Regions from separate parts of the Mus musculus genome. Here region 2 is linked to region 1. The links are chromatin loops, found by intact Hi-C in ENCODE. Cell type or tissue: heart. All regions are shown on one strand. Links, peaks and the distances in the headings refer to the core of each region. The heading gives the core; the rest is flanking DNA.

What was found. Hi-C counts contacts between places; a loop is a spot of excess contacts. Peaks named below come from ENCODE experiments on the same cell type or tissue, not always from the same donor. Only the 100,000 strongest peaks of a DNase experiment are listed, where the experiment ranks them.
Region 2: it touches region 1 in a loop (2.3-fold over the local background); 9 of 42 quality-filtered maps call a loop at or near these places.

What each region holds. Positions count from the first base shown.
Region 1 is chr4:62,512,527-62,519,812 of GRCm38, reverse strand. Alad (aminolevulinate, delta-, dehydratase) reads left to right here. Exons shown (of 12, transcript NM_008525.4): 2 at 5,553-5,739; 3 at 6,231-6,281; 4 at 6,846-6,942. The coding sequence starts at 5,627. Among named protein-coding and RNA genes, the nearest start is that of Alad, 3.9 kb to the left of the region's middle. In heart, for the core only: a CTCF peak has its summit at 3,512; DNase peaks (open chromatin) are centred at 2,512, 3,062, 3,532, 4,162 and 1 weaker place; H3K4me3 peaks cover 3,402 bases; H3K27ac peaks cover 3,228 bases.
Region 2 is chr4:62,424,330-62,431,615 of GRCm38, reverse strand. Prpf4 (pre-mRNA processing factor 4) reads right to left here. Exons shown (of 14, transcript NM_027297.3): 14 at 4,626-7,286. It overlaps Rnf183 (ring finger protein 183), which reads left to right. Exons shown (of 3, transcript NM_001379625.1): 2 at 1,057-1,138; 3 at 3,015-4,076. The coding sequence starts at 3,057. The coding sequence ends at 3,629. Among named protein-coding and RNA genes, the nearest start is that of Gm30589, 6.5 kb to the left of the region's middle. In heart, for the core only: no CTCF peak of the experiment used is centred there; no DNase peak of the experiment used is centred there; H3K27ac peaks cover 522 bases; H3K27me3 peaks cover 295 bases.

The DNA of each region.
Region 1 (7,286 bases), core at 1,878-5,877:
ACGGGACCCCAGAACAAGGTGAGGTGCACCCCTATGGCGCTGTGTTCCCGAAGCTCTGACGCTGTAGCGGAGACGCTGTCCCTATGCACCTACTAGAGTGGGCGGGATTCTTGCCGCTACAAGGTCTTGCTGCGTCCGGGATTCGGGACTCAAAGATGGGCTCCACCCGCCCCCTTTCTCGGAGGCCTCAGGGGTAGCCTCGGTTTCTGCAGAGCGCGATCTGTCTGGCAGGCTGGAGAAGTGGGGAAAACAATAAGGGTCGCTTGTGCTAGGTCTCTCCTGCTTCTGCTCATTCAGTCATACAACGATCCATTGAGATCCGCTTAAGACCCAGACCACATGAGAAGAAAAGCAGTCATGCAGCTTGAAACAAGAATTTGTCCCCATGCCTTTTAAATCCCAAAGTCACATACTAACCACCCTGCTACCAGCCGTGGCCAGGTCTAGGTTAAACCTTTCTTCCCCTACTCTCACCTGGAATCTCTGTCGCCTCTTCCATACTGGGACTATAACGTGTGAACTCTGTCCTTCTAATGCCAAAAGTCCTGGTGAGGACTGAGGGCTGCTAGACTCCAGAAGTTTGGACCATATTTATAGCTGACCTGCTGTATGAGACCTGCCCTTCTCGAGTTCAGTTTTACAGTTGTTTGATGTAAAAGCTCTCAGCCAGAATATTTTAGCAGTCTGTGGAAAGGCAACTCCTAGCTTGAAATGTCTAGACCCGGGCAGCAGGGGGGATTAAGCGCCCACACTAGATGAGGTCTAAGGTCTCTTCTTTAACCCCTCCTAACACCGTGGCAGGTGGCAGCTAGAGTGTGCAGGAAATGCAAATGAGCCACCGGGCAGTACCTTTTCAGAACTGCCCACAGATGCCTTTCCTGGGCCTCTTTGGGCTTCAGATTTCCCAGCTCTGAACCTTCTACCTAGCTGGCCCTCCTGACTTGTCTCCTCCCTAGCCAGGGCAGAGCCTGCTCGAGCTGGCACCACTTCACTACTATTTATGCCAAGAGCACAGCCTCCGGAATTCTTTGTGGGGTACAACCTGGGAGCCCAGGCTCTGAAGCTTTCTCTCAGCTGCTCCCAGTGGCAGTCTCACTCCCAGGTTGTGGGATGCTACCTCCTAAGGGAGGTGAGACCTTTACAGTCTTTCAGAAAAGCTACCCCGCAGTGTCTCTAAGAAACTACAGTGTTCCTTTTCCTTCTTGTCTAGTACGTGCTGCTGGAGGGCGGCTAGCCTCTCTCACCTCAGGCAGTGGCTGGAATGTATGTCCTTCCCTAGGTGTGGCGAAGGGTCAGACACAGTACAGCCTACTCATCCCAGCTCAGCACTAGCCATACATTTAGCGTTACTTGCCGCTGCTACCGTGGTGTTAGACATACCTCATCAGTAATCTGATCTTCACGCAGGCTTGATAATATCAGCACATTTTAAATCTTGAAAGAAAAAAAAAAAGTGGGGGAGGATCTGAAAGGCCTTGCCCGTCGTTATAGAATCGACTCTGGGATTGTTTGGCCCAGAAACAGTTGTTTCTGCAATACCTTGTACAGCTTGCTAGCAGAGTGAACCTGTTGTACAATGGGAGAGAAGGTAGCCTGGGCCCCTGTGGTCTTGTGTTCCTGTATTCCTAGGCCCCTGTGTTACTGTATGAGGCACAGGGTTTAAGCTCAAGTTTGCAAACCCCCTTAATTTGTGGAAAGTGCCCTGCCCATGTTTGGAAATCTTCCAGACTCTGAAGGACTTCTCTCAAAGAAAAACCCTGATCTAGAATTGGTTCTATAAAACAGAAGCAACTCTGGGCACCTTCCCACTCTATGGACGTTCATTAAGCATCTGCTATCACACGCTGTATAGTACAGGGCCTTGGGCTGGAAGTCTCAGGCTAGTCCCTACCTCTGCCTTACTCACTGTGTGAGTTCAGGTGGCCTTCCATCCCTTCATTTCTCCTATCAAACTGTGAGGGATTGAATAGAGCTTTTTTTCTTTTAAGTCGGCACCAACGTCTCTTTCAGTTTCATCTAGTGGCCAAAATAAAAACCTGCATCCGGGCAGGAGATATCTCAGTGATCAAGAACACATGTTGCTCTCACAGAGGACTTGGGTTTGGTTGACTCAACAGCCATAAGCAACACTAGTTCCGGGGACCACACAACCTCTTCTGAATTCTGTGGGCATTGCAAATATGTGATACATATGCATGCATGCAAGCAAAACACTCCTAGCCATAAAATAAGCCCTTAAAAGTTCAAAACAAAGCAAGCAAACAAAGCCTAAATCAAAGTTGGACTGTTCTGGCTGGGAATGTAACTCAGTGGTGGAGCGTAGGGGTCCAGGGGTTCCCCACCACAAGCAACCAGGAACTGCTGAGGTGCGCCTCTGCACACGCCTCTCCTCTCTTCCCCTCCTTCCCCTCCCAGCTACCCTGAAGTAAAATCTGGGCAGCGCAGCTCCTCCGTGGCCCTCCAAGTTTTACTTATGGGCAGATGGCCTATCAGCGTTGCTCCCTTAAGCTCTTAAAGGAGATGAGTGAACGCCAGGGAATGCAGGTGTGGACTCCAGAAGCCAGGGCCTGCTACAGAGATGATTCTGGGGCAGAATATGCACCTGGTTCCAAAACCTGACTCCAATCCAGAATGGCATTGAGCGAGTTCCATAACCTCTCTGAGCCTCTATTTCATAATTGCTAAGAGTTATGTTGATTTCGCAATGTAACTTCAATGAGATAAAGTACTGCCTTTGGCACCTTGCACCTAGGTAGAGGGAGACCAACTGGAGTCCAGCACAAATTCAGATTCGGGGCTTTATCATTAACCAGCTATGTCATTTTGAGCAAATAGTTGTACATCTCAGGGCAACCTCCTGGCAGATGTGAGAACCAAATTCTGCACAAAGAGTCTATATAGATAAACTCTCGAATGTGCTGAGTGTGTTACTTAGGAGCCAGAACATCTCTAAGGAGGCTTGGCCTCTCTTGTGTCCTGTGAAGAGGCTGGCCCACCCAGGGGTGTGGTGGCAGGGTTGGTCCTTGTGTGGTTCCTGATAACCTCAACCCCAGCAAGGAGGGAAAGGGGATAAGGTGGGCCCCTGAGCTGCTTGGGAGGGAGCTGAAGGAGCCTGAGAGAGTGGGAGCACAGCCAGGCACACTGAAGGATCCCCTGGGTTCTGGGCTTGTTTTCACTGGTAATTTGCTGTAGGACTTTGGTGAGTAGTGCCCCCTCTTGATGTCCCCTTTGTTGGAGGAGCAGAGATTCAAGCCTTCCAGCCTCTACTGTCTGTGGCTTTCTCTCTCTTTCTTCCTTTCCTTTCCTTTCCTTTCCTTTCCTTTCCTTTCCTTTCCTTTCCTTTCCTTTCCTTTCCTTTCCTTTCCTTTCCTTTCCTTTCTTTTCCTACTTGGCTGCTTAGTAGCCAAAAGGAAATGTCTAAAATGGAGCTGGCTGTCCAACTCTGAGTCCCACCACCCTCTTCCTGCCTTGTCCCTGTCTCTGCTGCCCCCTGGGTCAGAGCATCCGCCCTAAGGGACAGCCTCTTGGCTGCCTCCAGATGGCCCTTCCTCCTCCGCCTCCTGGCCTCCCATGGCTCCTGTGCTCCTCTGCTTCCTGTCTGCTCTCCTCAGCCACAGAGTTCTCTCAAAGCCAGGCTCTGGCCAGACCAGTGCCCTATTTGCTGCTCAGAACTCATCCCTGTCAAAAACCCTCCACCCCTTCTGTATGACCCCTGCTACATCCTCAAGACTTCAGACCAGTCTGCAGTCATCCTCATTCACTTTCGTAAAGGAACACTCTCTTTATCCTTGCCAGATTCACGCATCTTGCAGAACAGAGCCCAAGCCCTGTCTTCTACAAACTCTTCTGCCCTCCTCTCTGGGCCCATAGATCATGTAGGCTTGGGCTGCCAGGTTCTGCAGTACACTTATCAGCCCTGCCTCCAGGGACTGGCCTATGACTTCCAGAAGGCACCTATGAGGGTATATTGGTGGGCTGGCATACAGTAGGTGCTCCTGAAATAATGTGACACCCGGGTTTCCTTCAGTCTTCTATCACTGACTTGGCATGCAGTTATTGTCTCGTTCTCAGCAGGATGAAATATCTGCCCTATGCTAGAGTCAGTGTGTGGGGAGGGCTGGTGTGGGAGGTGGACATGAAGTCAGCACAGTCCCTGCCTCCTGCAGAAGCTCTGTCAGCTAGCCACAAGATAAGCCAGTGCCACAAGGAGCTGTTATATAAGAGAGATTATGAAGTGGGCAAGAAGGAAGCTGTGGCGGTGGGAAAGGGAGAAGTTGGTGGCATGCTTACTTGAGGGAAGGCTGCACAGTGTAGGGAAAGGTGATAGCATGGCATCACAAAACAAGTGCTTGCCTAACGTGTGTAAAAGTCTGGGGTTCCGATCTCATCGTCATCCCTGCACTTGGGAGGTAGGCACAGGACAATCGGGAGTCCATGGTCATCCTTAGCTACATTCAGGAAATTCAGAGCCAGCCCTGTCTCAAAAGAAAACCAACAAAATGGGGGAAGGAGGGGAGACAAGAAAGTACAGTGTAGGGCACTGATTGGCCAGCACAGAAGGCTCCTTGGTCGCAGGAGCTCTAAGAAGCCACCGACCGGGACGGTGCATGTGCCTGTCCGCGTCAGTCATACATACAGTGCTTGGTACACAATGAGCCTACTGCCTCAGCCCACACAGCAGGGTCTTAGCAGTACTTGGCACTAACAGCAAAATTCCAGGGCATCTTAGTTTCTGCTTATCTAAAATTCTTGTCAAGCAAGTTTGAGGCCAGCCTGAATTACATAGTAAAACCCTGTCTCAAAAATCAAAGCAAAGCACTCAGGCTGGGGCTGTAACTCAGTAGTTGAATGCTTGCCTGACATGTCCATGGCATCACAAAAAAAAAAAAAAATTGTAACCTCTGAATCCGCCATAATTGTAGGCGTTTTTCATGGAGTATTTGAAGTTTAAACGCTGCGGTGATCAGTGCTTCTCACAGTGAACACAGGAAGAATCGACTCGGTTTTTCTTTTATTCCTAATTTTCTGATTCTTTGCTAGGACACAATTTACAGTTATTAGAAAACTAGTGGGGGGGGGGGGGGCTGGTGATATGGCTCAGTGGGTAAGAGCACCCGACTGCTCTTCCGAAGGTCTGGAGTTCAAATCCCAGCATCCACATGGTGGCTCACAACCATCTGTAACAAGATCTGACTCCCTCAAAAAAAAAAAAAAAGATCTGACTCCCTCTTCTGGAGTGTCTGAAGACAGCTACAGTGTATTTACATATAATAAATAAATAAATCTTAAAAAAAAAAAAAAGAAAACTAGTGGGGTTTGTTTGTTTGTTTGTTTTTAACTAGCAGTCCTGTGAACCATGGCCCAAATACTATTATGACATTGAAATTGCTTTGAAGGTTCTACAGGTATCCCTGCCTTACCTTGCCCTGGAGAGGGAGCAATTGATAAAACCACAGCATGAGGAGCAGAGGCTGTAGAGGGCGGGAGGCGGGACCGTGGGAGCCAGCCGGCACCCCAGGCACATGTCTTTTGTTTCCTGGTGCCCCCTACAGAGCTGAGGCTGCAGCAGACACCCAGGAGCCGCCACTCCATCCAGCAGACTTCTCTGTGTTCCACTGCCCCGACCATGCACCACCAGTCTGTTCTGCACAGCGGCTACTTTCACCCACTGCTTCGGAGCTGGCAGACTGCTGCCTCCACCGTCAGTGCCTCCAACCTCATCTATCCCATCTTTGTCACGTGAGTCCCCCAAATGGGCCAGACCCTGGATCTGCCCAGGGTAGGAGCACGTGTGTGACTGGAACAGGCAATGGGATTGTTGGGAGGAGGGGGGCCTTAAAGTGGGCTGTGGGCTGGAACAGAAGGTTTTGTGAGTGGCCTGTGAGGTTAAGGACAGTAGTCTTTGGAACCGTACAAGCCCTGAAATGAAGATGGCATGTCTTGGCCAAAGTCACTTAAGTCAGAATGTATCTAAGCTGGGACACAAGGACCCTGTGACTTGAGAGTCCAAGTCCTCCCAGTGATTACTGTTCTTATTGCAGTTCTCACTGCCACATTGTTGTTCCTGTTGTTATTTCAGGCCCTGGGCTTGCCCAGGCACGGGAGCCACACACAGGATCCTATGCACTCCCTCCATCTCTACTTCCATGTCTCTTCTCATCCTTCCCAGGCACTGTTGCCACCACCCCTTCCCACAGCCATCAATCCATAGCCCTCCCTTGCTCTTACAGGGATGTTCCTGATGATGTCCAGCCTATCGCCAGCCTCCCAGGAGTGGCCAGGTAGGAGGTGTGGTGACTGTCAAGGGGATGGTAAGAGAAGAGATTTCACGGGTGAAAGTACCAGGAAATAGAAGCACGCCCAGCAGGTAGCAGATTTGGAAAGGCACTGTGGAAAGAAGGATTTCATGGGAGACTAAGCTGTTAGCCAGTACAGAAGACGACCTCGTAAAGTGACAAGCGTTCTATCATCGGGGACATTTGTGGCAGAGGCTGCTGCAGGCAGAATCTGGGCTTGAGTGGGACTTGAGTAAAAGCCATGGAGTAGTCTGCCACAGCTAACTCTGTAGCACTCTGTTTATGACCCTGTTTGCCCACTCCTGTGGTGGGTATGTTACTGCTTATCCCTGGTCTGTGGGTCTTGCACTCTGGGTTCCTGCACAGCTTGGCTCTTCACTGAGCGTTTTGCTGAGGAGCTCTCACATGCTAGCCAGCCTGTTCCCACAGAGCCGTAGCCCCAGCCTACAGCCAGGCTTTTAGCAGAAGCATTGTTTGAAGGGGTGGAGGCCTGCGCAGGGCACCTGTTACCTTAGCACTTTACATTTCCTTACCCCGTCCCTCCCCCAGGTATGGCGTAAACCAGCTAGAAGAGATGCTGAGACCTCTGGTGGAAGCTGGCCTGCGCTGTGTCCTGATCTTTGGCGTCCCCAGCAGAGTTCCCAAGGTGAGAAATGGAAGAGTTGAGAGGGGAAGATGAGGACTGGGCACACTCTCAGTTTGTAAAGTGCGTGCTGCTCCAGCTTGAGGGCCTGAGTTCAGTCCTAAGACCCGTGATGAAAGCTGAGCAGAACGTGCAGAATGTGATCCGGTGCTGAGAAGGCAGAAACCTGGGTCCCTGGGGTTTGCTGGACAGCTGGTCTGCCTGAATTGGGGAGTTCGAGGTTCAGTGAGAACCTGTGGCATGGTGGTACACATCTGTAACCCCAGCATGGGACTGCATGGGGGGCAGCCATGTCTCTCTGAGTTCAAAGCCAGCATGGTCTATATAGCTAGTTCTACGCCAGCCAG
Region 2 (7,286 bases), core at 1,800-5,799, 88 kb after region 1:
TATTTACCCCTACGTCCTCCATATATTCATTATGGATTATAGATTTTGGGTTAGCCTAGAGTTGTATGAAATGACACTGTGGACTCTGGGATGTTTTAGCCTTCTTAAAGACTTTAAGCATCAGTGCTGTAAAGATGGCTCGGGGTATACGAGCATTGGTTGCTTGTCCCAGAGGACCCAGGTTTGATAACCAGTACCCACATGGTGGCTTACAACTGCTTATAACTCCAATCTCAGGGGATCCAACAACTTATGGAAGTTGGTTCTTTTCTTCTACTATGCGGGCCCAAGGACTGGAACTCAGGTCATCAGACTTGGTGGCGAATTTCTCACATATCACCTGAATGGACACCTTGTCACTGTTCTTTGTTTTATTGATAGCCATTCAGATCTCAATAGAGTGTTCATTTACATTTTCCTGAGGCTAAGGATGCTGAACATGTTTTCAGATGCTCATTGTGTGTCTCTCACCTGAGCTATATCAGACATCACCATTACACTTGAACTAGCTGTTGTAGCCATAACTGACCTACATTTCCACAAGCCCAGGCTGGACAAACAGCAAGTTCAAGGCAGTCTAAGCTATCTCAAATTAAAAACAAATGAAAATAAGTCAAGGATGAGTTATACCCCCATCAATAAAACTCAAATGAGTTTTGGGACTTAACAGACTTTGCCTCCTGCCTTTGCTGTGAGCACTTTGGACTCTTGCTTTCCCCAGCCCTTCAGCCATCTGCCTTTCACTTCCTCACACTGGCAGAACTCACCTCTGGGCTGGCATGCTCTTCCCTCACTCTGTCTGTCTGGTTCTTTTCAAGACTGTGTTAGCAATCACATCACCTCTTTGGAGAAAGCTTCCATTTTTATTCTTTATGACATTAATTAAAGCCATGTATTTCAGTGGGTGAGATGGCACATTCTTTTACTAATATAAAGGTATATAATATATATGGAATATATTATAATGAAAGATATACACATACAGTATATATTATAGTGAGATCTGTTATTTCTTTGTTTCTCATTACTCATGAGATATTGTTTTTGCCTCAGCAGCCTATGAATGTCATGAGAGAAAAGAGAAGGTCAATTTTATTCCCCTCTATCTTTCAGTACCTGGTACAGCACCTGGCATGTGGTAAGCACTCAGTGACTGGGTAGGTGAACAGCTCATTGCATGGGGCATCTGCACAAATCCTAGGGGCCCTCCTTGCTTTGGTTATGGCTGTACCATCTCTCCCTGAATATCATTTCCTTAAAGATGAAACATTTTCAGAGCTTCATCTTTAGAGCAGAGACTAAGATGTAGATAAAGCCAGGAGGCCCGGGGTAAAAGTGGACAGAGGTTTTGCTTCAGACATCAATTTGGTCAGGGAACAGAGCATCACATAAGTTCTCTAAGGAACTGGAGCTACCCCGAAATCTTCCCTTACACAGTTCCTGGGTCTTTACTGACACGAGGAATCTCAGGGGAACAGGAATACTTTCTATTTAGCTCTTTCCACATACCCTGCAGGTGGACATACCCTGCAGGTAGACTGAATGGACGCCTTCTGTGTTTGTAACTGTAGAATTCCAAAAACATGTCCCAGTGTCACCCCGGTGTTGTTGTAACTAGACGGAATCACTTCTAGTTTCCATGTAAAGCGAATGGTTTCGATGGAGAAGTAGTTTTAAGTACATCCCCACCCTCGTCCCCTCTGACAGCAACTCAGCTCCTCAAATAATTTAAGTGAACAATATAAGCAAGAGATAAAAGTTAAGAGTTTCCGCTTAAAATGAGGAAGCAGAGACAGAATGCTTCTCTTCATGATTGCTCTGGGACTGTTGACTGCCCCTGTCCTAAAGGGTTGCCTATTTTGGCTGCAGCTACCAAGTTAAAAGAGGAGGTGAGAAACAGGCTTTGGGGAATTTGGTCGTCAGATCTTTCAGGTGTATGTAGCAAGCGTAGCATATGGCAGGCAGCTCCTGTGCGCAAGGAGATGCCAGCCTTTCAGAAAAGAAACGAGGGCCCAAGAGAGAGGAGACCCAGAAGACTTATCCTCATGGTGATCTAGAAGTAGGAAACTGTCACCCTTTCCTTTCCAATCTGGTGATTTCAGGTATGACAGGGGCCACCTTTGGACCTGTATCTACATTCAATTGCTAGCCACACCCTGTGTGTATCTGGGGGGGTCTGTTAGGGGGGATTCATGACTGCTTCTCTGTGTGTCTCATTTGGGTCTCCCAGGCACCACTCTGGCCTTGACTCCAGGCAAGTGTGCTGAGGCTGCAGCCAGGGCTACCTAGCAGCTCCAGGTGCTGTGAGCATGCTGTCATGGAAACGGCCCTGGGGTTGGTGGCAAAGTGGCAGTTTCCCAAAGCTAGGCGGATTCAGGAGAGGGAGAGACAGGGGAAACTCTGACCTTTCAGAGTGGTCTTTCCGATTCCCCTCCTACAATTCACAGAAACCCAGGTGGGTGTTGGGAGAAAGTGGGAGGAGACAGGGGAGGCAGAGAACTAGGAAGAGACACACAGAGCTGGTCTGGGGGGCTGAGTAGGGGAGTCTTCTCAAGAACTGTTCACCAGGACTAGTCAGTTGAGTGTGAAAAGCTGGCCACTGGCCCCAAAGGAAAGAGCAGAGAGGGGGCTGGCATTTGTCTCCAGAGGAGGGACAGAGCCCATCTCTGCTCTAGTCAGAGACTTGAGTTTGCAGGGAAGGAAGCACCTGTTCTTTAGCATCTCCAAAGCCCCAGCGCTGTTCCTTCCGCTGCCTTCTCATTCCGGTGCTGCTAGAAAGGTAACCCATTGGGTCGCTCAGTCCTCCACCCTGGGCGGTGGGCAGCTGTGTAGCATCAGACTTGAGTCTGTGACCCAGGCCTGGATGCTCTTGGACAAAATGCATTCAGACATCCATTCCTCCACCTGTGACATGTGGGTGGATAGCTTTTATCCTCTCAGAGCCGAGAGCTGCAGACCAAGTCCAGGGACAGCAGCACTCCATGGGTATACTTTCTCTTTCTCCCTCCTAACAGGGCATCCTCTGGAGGTTCCGGCTCCCTGTATGTGATCAGAGGATGAGCGAACCACAGGGCCAGGAGCTCAGAGCCGAGTGCCCTGTCTGCTGGAACCCTTTCAACAACACATTCCACACCCCCAAAGTGCTAGACTGCTGTCACTCCTTCTGTGTGGAATGCCTGGCCCACCTCAGCCTGGTAACCCCAGCCAGGCGCCGCTTGCTCTGCCCACTCTGTCGTCAGCCCACCGTGCTGGCTTCAGGGCAGCCAGTCACTGACTTGCCTACAGACACTGCCATGCTGACCCTGCTCCGCCTAGAGCCCCACCATGTCATCCTAGAGGGCCACCAGCTCTGTCTCAAGGACCAGCCCAAGAGCCGCTACTTCCTGCGTCAGCCTCGGGTCTACACCCTGGACCTTGGCGCTGAGCCTGGGAGCCAGACTGGGCTCCCTCAGGACACAGCCCCTGACACCAGGCCGGTGCCCATCCCCAGTCACTACTCTCTCAGAGAGTGTGTCCGCAACCCTCACTTCCGGATCTTCGCCTATCTGATGGCTGTCATCCTCAGTGTCACCCTGCTGCTCATCTTCTCCATCTTTTGGACTAAGCAGTTCTTTTGGGGCATGGGGTGAGCACTCTGTGTTCCAGGACAAGGAACAGAGCCTTTCTCAGTGGTTGCTGGACCGAGGACTATTGCGAATCCTTTGGTGTTACCGTTCTTGCTCATTTTACAGCCCAGGGGTCTGCTAGGTCTATCTTGGAGAACAGAGACGGCCCAACAGGAAGAGAAGAGCTAAAGGACCAGGGACCTGATCATAAACTACGGGGTCATGGAGGGTAGAGAAGCAGTTCTATGGCTACATAGCAAGTTGTGCCAAAAGGGCTGGACAGCACCACCCAGACATCCAACTAGTTGAGAGAGCTCGGAGCCTCTTTCACTGGAGCAGTGTTGAGCTGTTTGTGTGTTGCTGATAATTCTGGAAAGTGTTTCAATTCTGTGGGCCCACGTGCTTGTCTCCCCTTTCAGCCTTTCCTGATTCTTGCCACAGTTTCCAGTAAAGCTAGCCTGCATTCTTTAAGTCATTGATTTTTTTTTTTTTTTTTCCTTACACAACCTTTACTGGGCAGACTGAGAAGGAAGAAAAGACAGAATGGTCCAGAGGTGGTAGGTGAACACCCTCAGGGGAAGGGAGGGTGTACAGGGTGACATCTTCAGATGGAGTGAAGAGATGAATGTAAAGGTGAAGGAAGCCAGGGTGACTGGGAAGAACTTGGGGTTGAGGTAACCGTCTCTATTCCTCCCGGGCAGTGCGTGCAGGACAGATGGAGCCTTGTTCCATAGTTCTGCCCTTATAAGCTAAGGCAGACTACCTGGGCAGAGGTGATTCAGCTGCCTTCTCAGGCTTGAGCAGTGTGGAGTGCAGGAAGTGACCTTGGGTTTCTCTTCATAGGACAGAACCTAAAATTAAGCCCAGCTAGCAGCTGCTTGACACTCTGCCACATAAATGTTGCCTCTTTGGTTCCGACATGTCCTGGCTTCCAACTTTGAAGCCATCTCAAAGTGTCTAAAACACAATTAGAAAAAGAGGTTTTTTTTTTTTTAAATTTATAGACTAAGCTGTCAGAGATCAGAACTTGAGTCAGTTTTATTTGCTCTAAAGAATATTTCCACAGAAGTATTATTTATTTATAACTTCCTTAGAGGCACAAAGGAGTAAGATATTATAAAATATATAAATTATATTTTGATTTAGTAAAACCAGACAGTTTTAAGCTCCGATGTGGAGATTTCTCCACTAGAAAACTGTAAAGGTACCCACATTTCCTCCTGAGACTATCACCTGTCTCCATTGACCTCATCAGGTAATTGCACTGATAGTGAACCTCACATTTCCTATCAACTTCACTTCTCTACACATTTTTGCTTACCTTTGTAGCAAGCACGTCTGGCAACATCTCTCTATATTCTATGAACTAAGAGGGACAGGGGCAGAGAAGAAATGGAAAAAGTCCAAGAAGGAATTTCTCCTCCTCCAGAGACCCTGGCCCAAGGAAGCAGATGCTGGAGCCGAGGCTCAGCCTAGGGTTAACCTTGGAGTCCCTTTCCTTCAGAATACAACTTACATTCTCAGGATGCCGGGGAGTACCAAAAACTAGTAGTTTGTTATACTGAACAGATTTTCTTTTCTTCTTCCTTCCTTTTTTTTTTTTTGAGACAGAGGGTTAGGATCTTAGCTCTTACTTAGCATTTGTTAGTTCTAACCTTGGGGCAGTGTTAGTCACCACAATACCTGTTAGAGACAGCTGGAGGGGAGGTTGATTGGGGCTCAAGGTTTCAGAGGGTACAGAGCACAGGGAGGAGCCTGTAGCAGATGCTCACCACACCAGAGCATACCAGGAAGCAGAGGGCAGCTGGAGATAGAAGCTGGGCTAAAAACTTCCGACAACCCTGTGTTGGTGACTTATTTGTACCAGCCAGGTCCTATGTCCTGAGGGTTTAATGGCACAACAGTGCCGGGATATTTCAGAATCAAATCCTAGCAAGCAGTCTCACCCACTTACATTGGCAGCACTTCCACTGGGTGTGCTTAGATTAGGGACGGAGGCCTGCAGCGGTGCCTAAGAAGTATCACCTATCCTAAGATTCAACTCTGCTAAGCTCCAAATCAAGACACAGGAGTGGGAAAAGTCCACTGTTCATAAAGTCAGTGATTTGTCCATGGCATCCACAGGCAGAGAGGTAAAAAGGCTGACCAGTCAGCAATCAGGCCACATGCCCGGTCCTGGTCTTGCCAATGGCCAACGTTCTCCATAAAGCACTGTGCAATCATTTCATACTGGTTCACATAGTTCCACTGCTTACAGCTGGGTAATTCAGCAGTTATTCAAGTCCACCCAGCAACCTTAAAAGAATGAATTCTCTTAATGTGCCTGATGCACCACTGAGGTAGGGTTAAATGACAGTGGTTCTGCCATTCAGAATCCACTATTTTCTTACAGTGGTTGAAGAAATGGATTACTTCCCCAGACACTTGCTCGGCCTAAGGCTTACATGGAACATTTCCAACTCGAATGCTCTCTTGGATCAACCGAAAATTAAGTTCCTAGTAAGGTTCAGACCAGAGAACTCAAATGTGCCAGATCCCGAATGCAGGGCTCTATGCCAGTCTCATCATTTTACAAACACTGTAAGATGTCAAGAAAATGGTAATTTCATAGAACAGGTTAAGGGTGGTTAAGTGCCAAGTGAAGGGAAGGCCTGAATGGCGTAACAGCCACATATACGGAATATACTTGGTTATGACTGGAATCACATGTTTAGCTGGGTGTGGTGAGCATACTTTTAACTTAGAAGGCAGAGGCAAGCGGATCTCTGAGTTTGAGGCCAGCCTGGTCTACAGTGAGTTCTAGGACAGCCTGGGCTTCACAGAGAAACCAGCCCCTCCCCAAATGTTTTGTTATATACCATATATTCATGATCTACAGAAGAGCAGGGCAGAACAGGAAGCCGATGGTGTGTAAACTTCCAATTCTGGAGAGGGAATTTCACACTATACACAACCTTCTCTGAAATTACTGCTCTGTGCGGATTTACCGTGCAGTTCTGGAGTGCAGCAAGGTGAAGCCAATCACTGACTGATGAGGAAGAACTATGGAACCCAGACACACCTGAAAACCTGGTGTTCTCCTGGGCCAACAACTCTACGTAAAGAAGCTGTTAGTGTCTGGATGTGACTGATGGCTTACACCTACAACTTACAGGACTTGAGATGCAGAGGCAGGAGGATTTTGACTCTGAGGCCAATCTGAGCTACACAGTAAGACCCTTTGTCACAAAAACCTGCTACTTCCTCCCCCCTCAAAAAACACCACAATAAACATCTGAATAAAGTAACAGAAAGTGGAACAATTCAGGCCTAGAATTACATTAGATCTCAAAACTAAAGAAGGGGATCTCTTTGGACAAATGGTTAGGTTCACAAAATGCTGAAATAGAAAATAATCCTTTCAAAGAGTTTTTATAGTAAGATTTTACTCTCAGCAAGTGTGTGTGTGTGTGTATGTATGTATGTGTGTGTGTATTTATATATAAAAGTTTATGTTTGGTAACACCCAAACATAAATTAGGATTTTTTCCAGTTCCTTTGACATGAAGTGTTCTTTAATACATAAGGTACACCCTTTAAATAACCAACAGGAAGGAGGCTGTACAACACAGACATCATGTTTGTTTTTAAAACCCCTTTGAATCTGGATACAATGGCCAGATTGTTTTGTCATGAAGGATA